Regions from separate parts of the Homo sapiens genome. Here region 2 is linked to region 1. The links are chromatin contacts, found by Hi-C or POLR2A ChIA-PET in ENCODE. All regions are on one chromosome and are shown on one strand. The core of a region is the stretch at or near the end of the contact, and the rest is flanking DNA. Distances in the headings are between cores, read along the strand shown. Region 1 overlaps COL4A3 (collagen type IV alpha 3 chain). Region 2 has its middle 24 kb from the start of SCYGR1.

Region 1 (6,741 bases), core at 3,372-5,871:
AGACCTTGGAATCTATTGAAAGCAGTTGTTCATAGTATAACTTGAACAAATACACTTTAGGGCAGCATGTTTTTTTTATTATTTTTTATTAAGGTAAAGGTATGTCTATCTCCTCTGACAACTGTCAGTCTCGGGGCTCTATTTCTAAATGATTGTCTGAATATACCTGAGTTCTGTGAATTTATACTTTTCTAACATTTGGTACAGCAAAGTATTAGGAAAAAATGATTTAGAAATCTTTTCAAAATACTGGTGTTTGGAAATTGAACTAACCCCTCTACATATGCACAGCATATCGTAATAGGCTTCTGAATGGAATGATTATGCCTTAAGTTTGTCTGAATCACCTGGGAGATAAAGATATTACTTATTTGTTTGATCAATTCAGGGACATAGTGAATTCTGGAAGAACATAAATAAAAATTGCAGCACAATTTTAAACTGCTGCATTTAGTATCCTCATAGTTCATTTTCGAGAGTCTTATTTTCTGGGAAGTGGGGCTAACAAGTTAGGTGACTAATCATCCTAGCTTGCCCAGGACTGAGGATCTTCCCAGGATGCAGGACTTTCATTCCTGAAACTGAGAAAGTCCTGGGTTAACGGGATGGTTGGCCACCTTACTTTTCATCCTATATGATAAAATGCAATACAATGTTGGTTTTTGCCTAGGACCCTGTGGGCCAAGAGGTAAGCCAGGCAAGGATGGAAAACCAGGAACTCCTGGACCAGCTGGAGAAAAAGGCAACAAAGGTTCTAAAGGAGAGCCAGGTAAACCCCCAGCTTGTTTCCTCACCGAAGAAGTGCTATTTCGACATACAGAGAAGTCTTGTTCGAGTGGGTGACTATATGAGTTATCTAGGCCTTTGAGTTTATGTTGTTCAGATCAGACCAAAGGCCAAGGATCAAATGTTCATTTGGAAGATGAGAATCAAGAATTATTGGAACACAGTATTTTTCCGACCTCTTAGCTGGTCAGATGGGCTCCAAACTGATGCACAGTTTAGCCTGAGGACAAATAGAACTAATAAGTCCTATGGGTGTTCTTTCAAAAAGGCCAATACCTGTTTTTAATAACTTATAGGAGTTGTTAGTTAATAATTATTTATAGGAGCAGTACATAAGTATGTAGCTAGAAAAATATTACCTTGGTATGAGTAGAAGAGCAACTGAGTATCCTTTTTTAAGAAAGCCATCTTTTAAAAATGCCATTCTTCATGGTGGTGGGTGCCTGTAATCGCAGCTACTTGGGAGGCTGAGGCAGGAGAATCGCTTGAACCTGGGAGGTGGAGGTTGCAGGGAGCCAAGATCACACCACCGCACTCCAACCTGGGTGACAGACTCTGTCTCAAAAAAAAAAAAAAAAGCCATTCTTGAATAGAATTCAACAATTCATGCGTGTCCTGAAAAGGGAACTCTTAAGTATAGTGTTTTATTCTGAACATATGCTGTATGTGTCAGTTTGATACCTGGATCAACATCTACCTTCTGCAGATGTTTCAAAGCACTCTTCTGGAAACTACCTCGATATCCAAATCTTCTATTTTTAGGATTGCTGACTTTGTTAAAGCAAGAAAAAATTCTAAATGTGCTTTCTGAATTTACTGACATATATCATGCTCAGATCTACTATATTAAAATGGTAAAGACTATAGACTTAAATTTTTAAAAATTCAAATATGATGTTAATATAATACTAATTGCATAACTACATGTGATTTAATATTGTCATAGGTGCACAGTAGAGTGCTATTAATCATTCAACTTTCCTTAAAGTGTGGTTTTTGAAGTGATAAACCATTCTTATTAAGAATTCTATTAATTTAAAAATTTTAATGACCAAGGCTTTAATGCCCTAAGAATGGGGCAACAGCAAGAGCAAGGGCACTGCAATATAAATTTTGTAGAGAACTAATTAGCAAGTAGACAGTTCAATGCTATGGAGGCCTCACAAGAATGACAAAGGGATCTAAGAGTCAAACTGCACTGGCATAAACTGATAGCCCTGGCCCCTTTCTTGGAGATACAGAAATGCATTGGATATCACACATTTGTATAAAAGCTCACTTCCAGTTCCTGCCCTGCTCAGCTAATCACTTCCCAATTCCTGTGCAGAGATGAGGAGACATCTTTTGTTTGGGGCCAACTATAGCTCCCTCTGAATGAGGGCAGGGGTTAGGAAAAGAGAAAAATGTGTCTCCCCAATATATTAAAACCATGGCAACTTGGATTTTTCAAGTAAGACATCAGACCGGAGAATTTGGATGTGGCCTATTTTTAATTTCAAAAAACCACTCAAGGTCCCTGGAGGAGACAAGAGTGGGCAGAATTCAGAGAAAATTGAAAAAATGCATAATATTGGGGCTTTTACAAATTTCTGAGGAAAGTCCTGACTTCCGAGTCAGGACTAAACTGTGACCCTGCCTGACTCCCAGGGGCACGGATGTCCCAGGGGCAACAAAACTAATTCCTGTGATGATGTAGGCCCAAAGTCTAACCATCGCTGTTTTCTCTGTGATTCCTTAGGACCCTAGAGAACCATGGCCCAAGTCTGGTTGGGGAGGGAGTCAGCGTACAGTGGCAGCAGAAATGGATGGGAGTGAGGAAGTGGTAGCCAATGCCAATACCATAAATAATAGCCGTTCAATGAAAGAAAGGAGAAGGAAGTTAAAGAGGAATGGAAGAGAGGATAGCTCACTGGTTCTCATCTAGAACACGACAAGTGTGGATTAGCCTTGTCCAAATCCATACTCCAAAGTATAGAAAGTTTTTCTCCACAGAGAGAAAAATGTACAGAAACGATTTACTTTGTTTTTAACTCATATAAATAAACTAACCCTTATTACAGTGAAAAAAAAAGCCTTCTCTTCTTACTTGACTTACAAATTGATCAAAACTTCCTTGAAGTTTGAACCTTTAAAAAGAGCTTTCAATGTTTTCTGCAATTGTTTATTGTAGACAATGTTGCAATAATTTGTGAATTTATCAAAACCATAAGTAATTTTTGTTATCTACTCGAATAGACTAAGTTGTAGATATTTGATTTTTCCCCCATCACATTGTAGGAGGATTCATTCATTTATTCATAAAAAACATACATAAGACCTACCAGATGCAGGCAGGCCACTGTGCCAGGCCTCACAGAGGAATTCAAAGATAAAGACCTGATCTCAAAAAACGCATCAAATATACACAAACATTGATAAGAAGAGGCACTGTGTGATAAACTGCTTAACATTTAATAATACTGTTTGGCCATTTTTATAAGCCACTCTTCTCTAGGATTGCTTTCAATTTATGGGCTCAACATATATAAAATATATTTAAATTAGTACTTTGAAAAAACGAGTTTAAGATTTTTGTGTATGTTGCAACATTTAGAATGTGTTTTTTGAAGGACCAGCTGGATCAGATGGATTGCCAGGTTTGAAAGGAAAACGTGGAGACAGTGGATCACCTGCAACCTGGACAACGAGAGGCTTTGTCTTCACCCGACACAGTCAAACCACAGCAATTCCTTCATGTCCAGAGGGGACAGTGCCACTCTACAGTGGGTTTTCTTTTCTTTTTGTACAAGGAAATCAACGAGCCCACGGACAAGACCTTGGTAATGTCCCAGTCCCAGTTGCCAGTTGTGCTGTTCCACATGCAGATTGTAAATCTTTATAGCCTAGGATGCTTCCCTCTGAAGTTAAGTGTAAATAACCTTGAGTGTCTCCTGATACATTTTAAAGAGAGCAAATAAAACACTGGCCTGTCTAATTTTCATTCTGGAATGTAAAATGGTGGAAGGAGCCTAGCTCAGGAATGCTAGCCTAGCTCCTCCCATTCAGTGCAAACAATTTGCCCCTAAAACTCCCTAAACCACCTGTCTGCATTTATCTTTTTGGTGCTTTTTCTTTTTCTTTTTTCTTTTTCACACAGGGTCTCACTTTCATCACCCAGGCTGGAGTGCAGTGGTGCAATCATGGCTCACTGCAGCCTCCACATCCTAGGCTCAAGCCATCCTCCCACCTCAGACTCCCAAATGGCTGGGACTACAGGCACACACCACTATACCAAGCTAATTTTTTTGATTTTCAGTAGAGATGAGGTCTGGCTATGCTGTCAAGGTTTCTCTCAAACTCTTGAACTCAAGCAATCCTCCCTCCTCAGCCTCCCAAAGTGCTGGGATTACAGGCGTGAGCCACCATGCCCAGCCCACCCATTTGCTTTTCAATCTCACAAATAACTGCTTTTCTAAACCTTTATTTGGTTATTAGCTATTATGTACATATGAATAAGTGGGAATACTTTGAAGCAAAAACACTATCCCAACTGATCTATGCTAGCCCCCATGTTCTAAATCGATTAGAAAGAGCCACCGGAAGTATTAAAGGTGGGAGAAAGAAGATTTGTTTGCCTATTGGATCTTTGATTTCTATCAGTATGAAAACTTTTCAATACTACATTTTGCAGATAACTCTTTTGTGTTGTCTTTGTCCAGCTTTTGCTGCAGGTTACATTTAAATTAGCTTCTCTCTAGTAACGATGCTGAAAATAACTTTAACTTACTGAAAGTGATACTCAGTCTGATGTTTCATTAGGAACTCTTGGCAGCTGCCTGCAGCGATTTACCACAATGCCATTCTTATTCTGCAATGTCAATGATGTATGTAATTTTGCATCTCGAAATGATTATTCATACTGGCTGTCAACACCAGCTCTGATGCCAATGAACATGGCTCCCATTACTGGCAGAGCCCTTGAGCCTTATATAAGCAGGTAAAAATCCAATCCCCTAGTTTTACAATGGGACCAAGTGAATCACTTCCCTTGTAATGGAATGAAAGGCAGCACATGACAGTGCAGAAAGTGGCAATGCCGCCATAGTCTTTGTTTCATGTTACAGATGCACTGTTTGTGAAGGTCCTGCGATCGCCATAGCCGTTCACAGCCAAACCACTGACATTCCTCCATGTCCTCACGGCTGGATTTCTCTCTGGAAAGGATTTTCATTCATCATGGTGAGGAGAAAAGGAACAGGAGGTTTAGGGTAAAGACTACCTGTAGAATGTTACATTGTGCTGGGTAAAATGTGATTCCCAGGGTCGATGCTGCCTGCTGTCCGTGTGTGCAACATGCCATAGACATTTCCTTGAAAATCTACAAACAGACTTTTTTTTTTTACTTTTGGTAAATAATGGAGTACTAAAAAAGACTTCTCAGGAGGAGATTACCTACAAATTCTATTATGAAATTTAGGTGAATAGTAGCTGCGTTTTATTGATAATGGAATGTCTCTTTTTATTATTTTTTTTATCTTTTGAGACAGATTCTCGCTCTGTCACCCAGGCTGGAGTGCAGTGGAGTGATTTTGGCTCACTGCAACCTCCGCCTCCCAGGTTCAAGTGATTCTCCTGCCTCGGCCTGCTGAGTAGCTGAGATTGCAGGTCTGTGCTACCATGCCCAGCTAATTTTTGTATTTTTGGTTTTTTGTTTGTTTTGTTTTTTTAGTAGAGACTGGGTTTCACCATATTGCCCAGGCTGGTCTCAAACTCCTGACCTCCAGTGATCTGCCCAACTCAGCCTCCCAAAGTGCTGGGATTACAGGCATGAGTCACTGCACCCAGCCTGGAATGCCTATTTTTTATAAGATAACTGCTTTACATACATTCTCTGTAATTTTTATGAAAACGCTCATAGGTAATTTCTATCATTTACAGTTTTACAAATAAGAATGAAGTACTTTCCCCAGGGTCTTACAACTATTTAGTGGAAAAGCTAGGATCTGAACCCAGGTCTATCTGCTCCAAAATCTGTGCCCCTTTTGACATTCATATGGAGATAAAAGCAAAGAAAAATAGTCTTTTAAAGAAAAAGCTTTCAGATGTAAATGCTAGTGAAGAAGTTTATGGATTGGCCATGTGTGACTGTGATGACTGTCATAGCTGCACGCAGGTGGTTCTTTCTTTTTTCTTTTTCTTTGTCTCTTGAGACAGAATCTCCCTCTGTCGCCCAGGCTGGAGTGCAGTGGTGCAATCTTGGCTCACTGCAATCTCCACCTCCTGGCTCACTACAATCTCTGCCTTCTGGCTCACTGCAATCTCTGCCTCCAGGGTTCAAGCAATTCTCTTGCCTCAGCCTCCTGAGTAGCTTGGACTACAGGCACATGCCACCATGCCGGCTACTTTTTGTATTTTTAGTACAGACATGATTTCACTATGTTGGCCAGGCTGGCCTCAAACTCCTGACCTCAAGTGATCTGCCCACCTAGGCCTCCCAAAGAGCGAGCTGGGATTACAGGTGTGAGTCACTGCGCCTGGCCACATAGGTGGTTATTTCTAATCTGTAGCATCGCTCATGATCATTCCTCCCCTTTCTTTACTCACAGTTGCCCATTCATTCAAAAAAAAAAGTAGAGAATTGAAAATTTGAACCCCAATGGACAGAGTGTTTATTCAGATTTTTAAAATTGTGGTAGTTCACAAGTGCAGGTTCTGAGGGCACCGGGCAAGCACTGGCCTCCCCTGGCTCCTGCCTGGAAGAATTCCGAGCCAGCCCATTTCTAGAATGTCATGGAAGAGGAACGTGCAACTACTATTCAAATTCCTACAGTTTCTGGCTGGCTTCATTAAACCCAGAAAGAATGTTCAGGTAACTATTCACCATCAAGCTTAATCTGATGACTCAATTGCAGAACTATTCAAAGGTTGCCTGTGTTCTTGGGTCAACGAGTAGCCATGATTTTGTACTACTGTGCC
Region 2 (6,741 bases), core at 1,623-4,122, 100 kb after region 1:
TGGCACACTCCTATAATCCCAGCTACTAGGGAGGCTGAGGTAGAAGAATCTCTTTAACCCGGGAGGTGGAAGTTGCAGTGAGCCAAGATCACGCCATTGCACTCCAGCCTGGGCAACAGAGCGAGACTCCATCTCAAAGAAAAAAAAAATTACTTACTTTTGAGTAGGTAATACATACACACAGTACAAAAGTCAAAAGGTTCATACAAATGGAAAAAACTCCATACTCTCTTCGCCTCCATTCCCCAGGCACCCAGTTCCTCTCAACGGAGGCAACCCTGGGTACTAGTGGTTTACATCTTTCTAGAGACTGTCTCTGTATAAATTAGCAGAGATAGTCTTCATATGCCTTTTGAGAGCATCTTTTTAAAATTTCTAAATCTAGGTAAGTTCTGAAAAGGAATATATTAAATATACATTAAAATATACTCAATGTGGCTGGGCATGGTGGCTCACACCTATAATCTCAGCACGTTGGGAGGATGAGGCGGGAGGATGACTTGAGGTCAGGAGTTTGAGACAAGCCTGGCCAACATGACAAAACCCTGTCCCTATTAAAAATACAAAATTAGCCAGGCAATGAGCCGGACTTGGTGGCGCATGCCTGTAATCCCAGCTACTTGGGAGGCTGAGGCAGGAGAATTGCTTGAACCCTGGAGGTGGAGGTTGCAGTGAGCCAAGATCGTGCCATTGCACTCCAGCCTGGGTGACAGAGTGAGACTCTGTCTCAAAAAAAAAAAAAGTATATATATATATGTGTATATATATATATATATACACACACACATATATATACACACACACATATATTCAATGTATTGAATGGTCTGTCCAGTTGAAGCCCTGATTCTAGACTAGATAATTTGTTGGCTTCTTGTTAGATCACTCTTAACAGAAATGTGACTGGACTTAGAATCAGTCTGGAAGCATTGTGGATACTCTGGAGTCTGACGTTTCTTGTCCCTTAACATTCAGCTCGTCTTTCCTGAGTTATACCTCTTAGTCATTTCCCTTTGAAATTAAGAGAAGGGCCTCAAATCTTAAAAATGGAAGAATACGGCCGGGCACAGTGGCTCACACCTGTAATCCCAGCACTTTGGGAGGCTGAGGCAGGCAGATCACCTAAGGTCAGGAGTTCGAGACTAGTCTAGCCAACATGGTGAAACCCCGTCTCTACTAAAAATACAAATATTAGCCAGGCATGATGGCGCACACCTGTAATCCCAGCTAGTCGGGAGGCTGAGGCAGGAGACTGGCTTGAACCTGGGAGGCAGAGGTTGCAGTGAGCCGAGATCACACCACTGCACTCCAGCCTGGGCGACAAAGTGAGATTCATCTCAAAAAAAAAAAAAAAAAAAAAAGGAGGGATAGAAGGTCTTGTGTTATTAAGACATAGAAGAAAAGTTAGTTGAGAATCTCACTGGCCACACCCCAAGAGGGGACATTTGGCCACTGCGGGTACATTGGGTGGTCTAGGGAATTGGCTGGGTCTGGGACACACTTGTTAAGCTCCTGAAACTTAGAGTTGAACAGAACAACAGCAGCTAGTATAACGACTTGAAAGGTCCTTTGATGAATTTTAATACCTGGACGCATAAATATTTGTGTTTGATACTTTTAGGCATCTGAAAGAAGTGTCTGATTTCCTTGCTAAGGGATTGGCCTCAGGAACAGATGCATACCAGTGTTGAAATTCTCCTCAGCCTCGTGACTGGCAGTGATTCTTGTGTATCTGCCCTCTGCCTGTGTTGGAGCTGCTAAATTGTAAGAATTTGTAAGTTGGTAAAATACTTCTAAAAACCCTCAGCTCCATAAATATTTTTAAATTTAAATTTAATTTTGTTTTAGAGATAGGGTCTTGCTATATTGCCCAGGCTGGTCTCAAACTCTTGGGCTCAAAGCATCCTCCCATGTCAGCCTCCAGAGTAGCTGGCACTACGGGCACATGCCTTGCTTTGCTCTTTAATTTTTTTTTTCTTTTTTTTTTGAGATGGTCTCTTGCTCTGTCACCCAGGCTGGAGTGCAGTGGCACAATCTCAGCTCACTGCAACCTCTGCTTCCCAGGCTCAAGCGATTCTCCTGCTTCAGCCTCCTGAATAGTTGGGATTACAGGCATGTGCCACCACACTTGGCTAATTTTTGTATTTTTAGTAGAGACGGGGTTTCACCACATTGGGCAGGCTGGTCTCGAACTCCTGACCTCAGGTGATCCACTCGCCTTGGCCTCCCAAAGTGCTGAGATTATAGGTGTGAGCCACCGTGCCTGGCCAGCTCTTTAAATCTTAACGTAGTAACACCGTTACTAATTTCTCAGCTGCTTTTCTGAGTTTAACAATTTCTGACTGAATGCTTTATTTATAGGTTGACAATTCTCAGTACCCCTAGTCAGCCAAATGTGTCTCTCTCCACAACAGAGACTCACCTTCTCGTGGCTGCAAGCTGTGCAGCTGAAGAGGGATTCTGGAGAAAGAAGGGGAATCCTTTTGTTTGGGTCTATTAATGCTACGCAATGTGCCTGGGTTCTTGGAGGGAGACATATCCCATTCTTCCTTATTCCCTCCCATTGACTATACAGGAGAAACTGTATGGAGCTTACTTCAGAAAAACTATTAAGTCCCAAAGATGTGAAGTGTTTTGAATTTTATTCAAGTCCAACCTTGCAGGGCAACAACTCAACACAGCCATTCCTGCTCTTTCAGGAGAAGCCACAAGTGTGGGAAGACAGGCAGCTAAGTCTAGGGCACAGACAAATTAGTCATACTGTCTGCTTAGATCCTGAGGGCCTGCGAAACCCTCAAGGTTTCCTGGTGTCATCTTAAGGTGCTAGTTATTCCATTCTGGCTGCCTTTTGATTCATTTGGTTTTCTGCCCACAGGCAAGCAGAGGCGAAACCAACCTGCCAACTCTTACCTCAAACCCATTGAGAGAGACCTGGGGATTTCCTAGGGTTTTATTTTTACCTATTGCTCCCCAAACAGAAGTTCCATTACACAGAAGCATTTCTTTTTTTCTTTTTCTTTTCTCTTTTTCTTTGAGACGGAGTCTTGCTCTGTCACCCAGGCTGTCATGCAGTGGCACCATCTTGGCTCACTGCAATATCTGCCTCCCGGGTTCAAGAGATTCTCAAGCCTCATCCTCTCGAGTAGCTGGGATTACAGGTGTGTGCCACCACATCCAGCTAATTTTGTATTTTTAGTAGAGACGGGGTTTTGCCATCTTGGCCAGTCTGGTCTCGAACTCCTGACTTCAAGTGATCTGCCCGCCTCAGCCTCCCAGAGTGCTGGGATTACAGGCATGAGCCACCGCGCCCGGCCACACAGAAGCATTTCTCAGTGCCTAATCTAGTTTGCATATCAACTATTATGGAATAAAGAAACCAACAAGACCTTGCATTGCACTCCCTGGGTGGGATGACATATGCCTATCAAGGCCAGAGCCTCCTGAAACCCATCTCTTATTTCTGTTGGCACTGCTCCCACCCAGACAGAAATGAGTTAGAGTGAGGCATTCTCCCTAGTAACCACGGGAAGTAGGATTTCTCCCTGCAGAGGAGCAAAGGAATAGAGGAATGAATATCTTTGACTCCTACTCCTGTTCACCTTATGGGAGTCTTCTCTGATCCCCACAGCTAAAACACCGTCACTTCTACCCCATTCATCTTTATGCTCTTATCTGGCTTTATCTTTCCTGTCTTTTCCCCCACCAACACTTACCTCCCCCCTGCCCTAGAATGTGAGCCCCCTGAGCGCAGGATCTGTCTGATTCATTTACTGCTGTATCCTCAGTGCCCGAAACAGTATCTGTCCCATTTCTGAGTGCACAAAAAAAAAATCTGTTAAACAAATAGGGGACCTCTACTATTGCCAGGCACTGTGTCAGACCCTGTGCATACACTATACATGTGACACAGGTAGGTGTTAGTGGCATCATTCTACAGATGAAGAACCCAGGGAGTAACAAAGGAGGTGACATAACTTCCTCAAGGTCACACACTTAGTAAATAGTTGAGCATTTACTGCCTCTAGAGGGTCTATCCTCTAGAACTTGATCCCTTTTGTCAAATGCAAGAGCTAAAGAATTGTCGAGTAGAGTGTGTTTCATTCTTGAAACCATCTCAGTTTTCTACCTAGGTAGAATTTAGGAAAACAGAAGGGATGGCAAATATATATATATATAAAAACAGAGGAAACCTTCTTGAGGGTTACAACTTAAACAAGCACAGCCCAATACAAAATACTCTGAACTAAAATCAAACAACAATTCTCAGTATCTCAGAGGGTTTGATTAGTTTACTTAAAGTTTTTCAATCATCCCATATGCATTTACTGAGGCCCTCGTATGTGCCAGGCTCTGGGCTAAGTGCTCCGATACTAAGAGAAAGGCGGTAGACTTAGCCCTGTGGAATTTACTGTCCACCTGAGAACAATGAACCCAAGAGGTGTAAGAGACCAGGATTTCTGAAGAATACAGAAGAAATACTCAGTGTGCTTGGAGAGCAAGTGAAAGAGGGTCTGGCATAGACTGTGGGGCGGGGAGGGCAGGTCAGGGAAGATTGGCCCGAGGAAATGGTTTTAGAAGGGAACTAAACTTACCCTGGAGATTATAGTTGTCAAAGAAAAGCAAATCATAAACAGCCAGGACACACAACACAGACGTTACAGAGACACTGACAAGAGGAAATGGGAAGGAGGCGATTAGATTCATGGGCAGGAGCTCAGAGGAGAGGTACGGGCTGGAACTATATATTTGGAAGTCATTGGCTTACAGAAGGTAATTGAAATTGTAGGTGTCGATGAGATCATCTTGGAAAAAATTACACAGCAAGAAAAGAAGGGAGTCCAGCCCTGAGCTTTAAGGAAGTCTAACACGTAGTGGCTGGGAAGGGGAGGAGTTGCCAGCCAAGATGCCCGGGAAGGAGCGGGCGAGAGAGGCAGGAGGGAATGTAGGAATTGTGGCCATGTGAAATCCAGTGGAGAAAAGCTCTCAAAGGAATCATGTGTGCAGAGCCAACACTGCTGAGGGGCCAGAGATAGGAGGACGCAGAGATGAACAGGTGACAATGAAGTCATAGGTGACCCTGGGGAGAGGTCCTTAGGTGGCATGATGTGAGCAAGAGTCTGATGACAGGCAGATGAGAAAGGGTGGGAAGGGAGGGAATGGAGATGGTATCACCCAGTGGTCTGCAAACCAGGACCCACACACCAAATCTGGCTGGAGGCCTATTTATTTATTTATGATGTATTTATTTATTTTGCAAGGGCCTGTTTTTGTAAAGGAGATTTCACTGGAACACAGCCATACCCATTCACTTACATACGTATTATGGGCTGAATTTTATCCTCCTCCTTGACACTTAATTTTTTAAATTGTATATATTTAAGGTATATAACATGATGTTTTGATATACATAAACATAGGAAAATGATTTCCTTTTTAAAAAATTTTAATCAGGCCAAAAGAGAGAGAAAAAAGAATAAATATTCCTATAGTGAAATGATTTCTACAGTGAAATGAACACATTCCCTCATCTCATATAGCTACCTTTTTGTGTGTGGTAGAAATACCTAACAACTGCTCACTTAGCAAATTTCCAGTATACAGTACATTATTATTATAATTATTATTATTCTTAGAGACAGGGTCTCACTCTGTTGCCCAGGCTGGAGTGCAGTGACAGTCACAGCTCACACTGCCGCTTCAAACTCCTGGCCTCAAGCGATCCTCCCACCTCAGTGTCCTGAGTAGCCAGGACTACAGTTTTGTGCCACCACACCTGGCTAATTTCTTTTTAAATTTATGTTATACCTTTTGTAGAGACGGGAATCTCACAATGTTGCCTAGGCTGGTCTCGAACTTCTGGCTTCAAGCAATCCTCCTGTCTCAGCCTCCCAAAGTGCTAGGATTATAGGTGTGAGCCACTGTGCCCGGCCACAATACAATATTATTATTAACTATAGTGTCCCTCCCAAACTAATATGCTGAAGTCCTAACTCCAGTGCCTTAGAATGTGACTGTATCTGGAGATAGAGATAGGGTCTTTAGAGAGGTGAATAAGTTAAAATGTGGTCATTAAGGTGGGCCCTAATCCTGATAAAGAGGGGGAGATTAGGACAGACAGACACAGAAGGCAGGCCACGTGAAGACACAGGGAGAAGATGGCCATCTGCAAGCCAAGGAGAGAGGCCTTAGGAGAAACCAACCTTACCAATATCTTGTTGTCGGACTTCCAGCGTCCAGAACTGTGAGGAAATAAATTTCTGTTGCTTAAGGCACCTAATCTGTGGTTCTTTGTTATGGCAGCCCTAGCAGCCCATTGGCTATTTTTGCACTACACAAGTTGCAGAGTTGAGTAGTTACAACAGAAGCTGTATGGTGAGCAAGGCCAAAAATATTCAGTAGCTGGCTCTCCACAGACATTGTTTGCCAAGGCTAGGCATGGTAGCTCACCTGTAATCCCAGCACTTTGGGAGGTCAAGGTTGGTGGATCTTTTGAGCTCAGGAGTTTGAGATCATCCTGGGCAACATGGCAAAACCCCATCTCTACAAAAAAATACCCACGACCCGCCCCCGCCAACCAAAAAAAAAAATTAGGCATGCTGGCATGCACCTGTAGTCCCAGCTACTTAGGAGACTAAGGCAGGAGGATCACTTGAAACTAGGAGGCTGAGACGGCAGTGAGCCATGATCGTGCCACTGCACTCCAGCCTGGGCTACAGAGTGTGACCCTGTCTCAAAAAAAAA

The links. Hi-C counts contacts between places; a loop is a spot of excess contacts on that map. ChIA-PET counts read pairs that join two places held with the same protein, here RNA polymerase II (POLR2A). Pooled maps may share reads with other maps.
Region 2: a pooled map shows a loop between it and region 1 (2.4-fold over the local background). The contact joins two enhancer-like sites. A Hi-C loop is called at or near these places in 2 of 50 pooled maps. POLR2A ChIA-PET finds 5 or more read pairs at or near these places in 2 of 52 experiments (AG04450 and WTC11).

What each region holds. Positions count from the first base shown.
Region 1 is chr2:227,304,315-227,311,055 of GRCh38, forward strand. It overlaps COL4A3 (collagen type IV alpha 3 chain), which reads left to right. Exons shown (of 52, transcript NM_000091.5): 47 at 671-769; 48 at 3,396-3,605; 49 at 4,585-4,762; 50 at 4,890-5,004; 51 at 6,462-6,634. It overlaps MFF-DT (MFF divergent transcript), which reads right to left. Exons shown (of 14, transcript NR_102371.1): 2 at 1,146-1,341. Among named protein-coding and RNA genes, the nearest start is that of MFF-DT, 17 kb to the right of the region's middle. Within about 2 kb of position 4,622, at least 2 of the 41 ENCODE cell types and tissues checked have a DNase peak (open chromatin) inside an H3K27ac peak, as active enhancers do.
Region 2 is chr2:227,408,684-227,415,424 of GRCh38, forward strand. No RefSeq gene overlaps it. Among named protein-coding and RNA genes, the nearest start is that of SCYGR1, 24 kb to the left of the region's middle. RefSeq lists an enhancer at 2,927-3,126. Within about 2 kb of position 2,873, at least 4 of the 41 ENCODE cell types and tissues checked have a DNase peak (open chromatin) inside an H3K27ac peak, as active enhancers do.